Linked DNA regions of Homo sapiens: region 1 is linked to region 2. The links are chromatin loops, found by intact Hi-C in ENCODE. Cell type or tissue: Caco-2. All regions are shown on one strand.

Evidence for each region. Hi-C counts contacts between places; a loop is a spot of excess contacts. Peaks named below come from ENCODE experiments on the same cell type or tissue, not always from the same donor. Only the 100,000 strongest peaks of a DNase experiment are listed, where the experiment ranks them.
Region 1: it touches region 2 in a loop (2.4-fold over the local background); 6 of 110 quality-filtered maps call a loop at or near these places.

The regions. Positions count from the first base shown.
Region 1 is chr2:208,333,077-208,335,576 of GRCh38, forward strand. PIKFYVE (phosphoinositide kinase, FYVE-type zinc finger containing) reads left to right here. Exons shown (of 42, transcript NM_015040.4): 24 at 239-417; 25 at 2,230-2,343. Among named protein-coding and RNA genes, the nearest start is that of PIKFYVE, 68 kb to the left of the region's middle. In Caco-2, no CTCF peak of the experiment used is centred here; a DNase peak (open chromatin) is centred at 1,395.
Region 2 is chr2:208,174,314-208,176,813 of GRCh38, forward strand. The region is part of intron 6 of C2orf80 (chromosome 2 open reading frame 80); the gene reads right to left. Among named protein-coding and RNA genes, the nearest start is that of CRYGA, 12 kb to the left of the region's middle. In Caco-2, a CTCF peak has its summit at 1,200 (motif pointing right); a DNase peak (open chromatin) is centred at 1,188.

The DNA of each region.
Region 1 (2,500 bases), 160 kb after region 2:
ACAAAAAATTAGCCGGGCGTGGTGGCGCGTGCCTGTAGTCCCAGCTACTCAGGAGGCTGAGGCAGGAGAATGGCCTGAACCTGAGAGGCGGAGCTTGCAGTGAGCTGAGATCGAGCCACTGCACTCCAGCCTGGGTGACAGAGCGAGACTCCATCTCAAAAAAAAAAAAGAAAATGTTATTTTTTGAAAAAGAGATTCTCAATATGTGATTAGGTAAACTATTTTTGCTGAATTCCAGGTAACACCAGTTGTTGCTCTTTCCAATGAGTCCTGGTCTATGTCATTTGCAAAATACCTTGAACTTAGGTTTTATGGGCACCAGTATACTCGCAGAGCCAACGCTGAGCCCTGTGGTCACTCCATCCATCATGATTATCACCAGTATTTCTCCTATAACCAGATGGTGGCGTCTTTCAGGTAAGAAATCCTAGGAATCTTGTGCATGATCTCAGATCTCATAATCCCTTAAGAATTTTTTTAACATTTTCACCATTACTAGATTGAATTAATTTGTGGGATTCCCCATTTATACCCTTATAAATGCAGAGGACCAGACTGTATTAAGAACTTTCAGTATTATTTTATTTACTCTTTACCCTACAAAATAGTTCTTATTATCCTCACTTACAGAGCTTACGATCATTCACTTACAGAGCTCTCAAGTGGTGGAGTAATGATTTGAACCTTGGTCGATCTACTACCAGCCTCACTCTTTTTTTAAAAAAAGTTTTAATATAGAAATTTTAGAAAAATATGAGACAGGATCTCACTGTTACCCAGGCTGGTCTTGAAGTGTGCTCAAGTGATTCTCCTGCCTCGGCCTTTCAAAGTGTGGGGATTAGAAGTGTGAGCCATCATGTCGGGCCCTGGCCTAACTCTTAACCATTGTTTTGGCATCTGATGGCATCTGAAAGTCTGTCAGAATTTTTGCCAAGATATTAACCATCAGAAGGATAATCACATAATTCTGATAGAGCTAAAAGTCTGTGTTCAAAGAATTGATAGTTGCCATTGTGGTATTAAATAATTTGAGACAGCCTTCAGGTTCTGCCTTCAAAATATATCAAGAGTCTGAGCACTTTTTACCAACTCTACCACTACCACTTTGGGCTGAGCCTCTGTTATCTTTCACCTGGATTATTGTAGTAGCCTTAGCAGTCTCCCTTTGGCCTTGTCCCTTTAGCCTCTTCTCAACACAGCAGTCAGAGTGGTTCTGTTAAGGGGCAATCAGCTAAGGCCACTCCTCTGCTCTAGACACTCCAAAGGGTGTCTGTTTCACCTGGAGTGAAAGCCAAAGTCCATTTACTGGCCTTTAATCTACCTGCACTGGCTGCCCAGGACCTCTCTGCTCTTACCTCCTACTGCTCTCTCTTCACTCATCCTGCTGCTGCCCCACTGGCCTCCTGACTGGGCCTCAGGTATGTCAGGTAGGTTGCTGCCTGGGAGCCTTGTACTTGTTCTTCCCTCTCTGAATTGCTCATTCCCCAGATATCTGCTTGTTGCTTCCTTGTGTCTTACAAGTCTTTGCTCACATTTCACCTGCCCTGACACTCCCCCATCCTAGCACTCTGCTTCTCTTGCTATATTTTTCTCCATAGTACTGAACATCTGATATGTATTTGTTTTGTTTGTTACCTGAATCTTGTTTTTCCTAAATTATGAGAACAGGAATTGTTAGTGTTATATCCTCAGCACCTAAAACAGTGTCTGGCACATAATAGACCCTCAGGGGATATTTGCTAATTAGAGCTTATTTCCTTTTTTAAGCAAGAGTTTTTAACCGTGCATGTAGGGCCTTGCGGGGGAGTTGGGTTGTAGCATTTATTAGTCGATATAAACCCTCAGGTGGAAAGGAAACCAAAGACTCATGAAGAATCTTCAGGAGGTGGAAAGTAATGAATACCTACAATTAGGTGTAGGTATTTTAGTTTCCTTATTAATAGGGATGGTTTATAACAATCGTTTTTGGTTTTACAGCAGGTAAGGATAACTTCAAGGGATAAATGATGGTACTACAGCATAATGAAAGATAAAACAAAATCCCTCCAGAATTGGGGAGGATATTTATTGTAACAGCTAAAAATTATTTTTGTGATTGTTTTAAAATACGATTTTATAGAAACTTTTCCTCTTATGCCTCATAGAATATAGTTGAACATCATGATACAGCTCTATTCAAGATATTAAGCTATTTTTCATTTTCTATTGGTCCTTGTATTTTCTTCTCAGTTATTCTCCCATTCGGCTTCTTGAAGTATGTGTTCCACTCCCCAAAATATTCATTAAGCGTCAGGCCCCATTAAAAGTGTCCCTTCTTCAGGATCTGAAGGACTTCTTTCAAAAGTAAGTTCAGTTTCTTTTATCATCTTTTTTTGTTTATTTACAGCTATTTTAAAGTATCAGATTTATTCATTTTATTTTCTTTGAAAATGTAAATTTTCTAATTGTATGCTATGCATGCTTGGTGTACAAAAAGAAAATTGTAGACGCTATGGAAAGA
Region 2 (2,500 bases):
TGAAAACATTTTAAAATTTCTGCACAATTCGGTCTGAGTCAGCATCCTCCAAAAAGAGAAGATGCTTGGCAAATTACTGGAGTAAGTGTGAGAGGGTGGAAGCCAGGCCTATCACGAAGGGACCAGGTTGCTATCAGGAGGAAGGAGGGTGGTCATCCCGAGTGGGGGCGAACTTGGAAATAACAGCACTAATATGGAAGGTCCCCTGGTGCCACCATCGTGTGCTCGATACGTGCAGTCTCACTGAGTCCTCAGAGTGATCAGGTGTGTTTGGGTAAGTGTAATCATGCCTGTTTAGACATGCCTATTTACATATGGGGAAATTGGGAATCAGAGAGAAATAACTTATCCGAAGACACACAGCTAGCAAGTGACAAAGCTGGGACTGGACATCAGTCTGTTTGCCTGTGACATGCCCTGGACTTGGATGTCAGTTAGGATGGACTCGAATGATAGCCAGTCAGACGCCGGGGTCCGGCTGCATGAAGAAAGAAGGAAAGCAGAGGTTCTAGTGCTGTCTGACCACCTGCCTTTGTCTCTTTCCTCTTTCTGATGTGCTCATTTCCACTCTCTCTGTCTCCCTCTTTCTCCATCAAATGGAGCTGAAGAATATTTTTATTTTTGTTCGATTTGTTGAAGGAAGATTTATGTTCTCTTTTCTTCAGGTTAAAATCGAATAAGACATGGTCGGGCGCGGTGGCTCAGCCTGTAATCCCAGCTCTTTTGGAGGCCGAGGGGGGTGGGTGGATCAGTTGAGGTCAGGAGTTCAAAACCAGCCCTGCCAACGTGGCAAAACCTCGTCTCTATTAAAAATTCAAAAAAAGTAGCCGTGCGCAGTGGCGCGCACCTGTAATTCCAGCTACTCGGGAGGCTGAGGCGAGAGAATCACTTGAACCCCGGGGGGGGGGGGGGCGGAGGTTGCAGTGAGCCAAGATCACACCACTGCACTCAAGCCTGCGTGACAGAGTGAGACTCTGTCTTAAAAAAAAAATGAGTAAGACATTTTATATTTATCCGGGGCTAGTTGTCAATAACTCTCACTTGCGTAAGGTCTTTAGTTGAATTTTTTCTATGAGTCCAGAATCCTCAGCAGAAAAAAGCTCCCAATCAGCAAAAAGCAGTTCCCTCTCAGGAGGGAGAACCCGAGGCTAACAGAGTAGGTGAGCAATCCCGCGCCTATGACTCCTTTCTACCATCAGGTGGCAGCACATAATCCCGGAGAAAGCCATCCAGCCTAGCACAGTACCCATATTGTGTCATGCGGCCAATTCCAGTTGCAGGAAATTCTTCATAATCTGATTAGTATTCAACAGAGTTTTAAGCTTTTGCTTGGGAAGGATTTTAGCTGTTGCTTAGGAGACATTTTATCGGAAGGAATCATTCAGATATATGTAGCAATTAAAGAAGAATCTCTTGCAATATCGTTTTTTTTTTTAAAAAACTCTAGTTAAAACCATTTTTTGAAATTATGTTAAATTCCAAAAGACTCTTTTAAAATAGGTTTACCGTTCAGTCTTTGAAATGCTACATTGCTATCGAGAGGTCCTGCTAATGCCTAATTCAAAATGTGGCAAAAGTCCCTGTGTGCAGCTGATGTGTAGCTCCAAGAGTAAGGCCTGAACTGGCGTTCTGGAGGCGGGGAGCTTGTGAGGCTCACGGGGCAGATCCTCAGGCTCTTAGACTCTTGTATTGGTAATTCAAATTACGCCCTCTGTGATCACTGGTTGTCCAAAAGAGGCAAAGTTTACATTGTGTTAATAATACACGTGGATGCTTGATTAGCTATTTAATTTTTGAATATTTAGAGCAGTGGTTCTCAATCTCATGTGATTTTGCCTCCCTGGGGACATTTGGCAAAGTCTAGAGACATTTTTTTTTTTGAGACGGAGTCTCCCTCTGTTGCCCAAGCTGGAGTTCAGTGGCACTATCTCCACTCACTGCCACCTCTGCCTCCTGGGTTCCAGCAATTCCCCTGCCTCAGCCTCCTGAGTAGCTGGGATTACAGGAGCCCACCACCACACCCGGCTAATTTTTGTATTTTTAGTAGAGATGGGGTTTCACCATGTTGGCCAGGCTGGCCTCGAACTCCTGACCTCAAGTGATCCGCCCGCCTCGGCCTCCCAAAGTGCTGGGATTACTGGCGTGAGCCACGGCACCTGGCCGACATTTTTGTCACAACTGGCGAGAAGCTCCTTGCATCTAATGGGCAGAGGCCAAGGATGCTGTGAAACATCCCACAATGCACAGGACAGCCCCAGAACTCCATTCCCTGAGTAGCAGAACTTTAATTAAAGCTATTATTTGGAGGTTACCATGGGCCAAACACTAAGGGCTTCACTGATTCTAACTTACTTCATTCCCACGACAACCCCATCTTTGCGTCCCTGTTTTTACAAATGAAATTGAGAATTACAGAGGTTAGAACATTTGCCCAGAATTATTCTGCTTGTAAGTGTGGAGCTGGGATTCAAACCCAGGAGGCCAGGCTTTGGAATCCTAG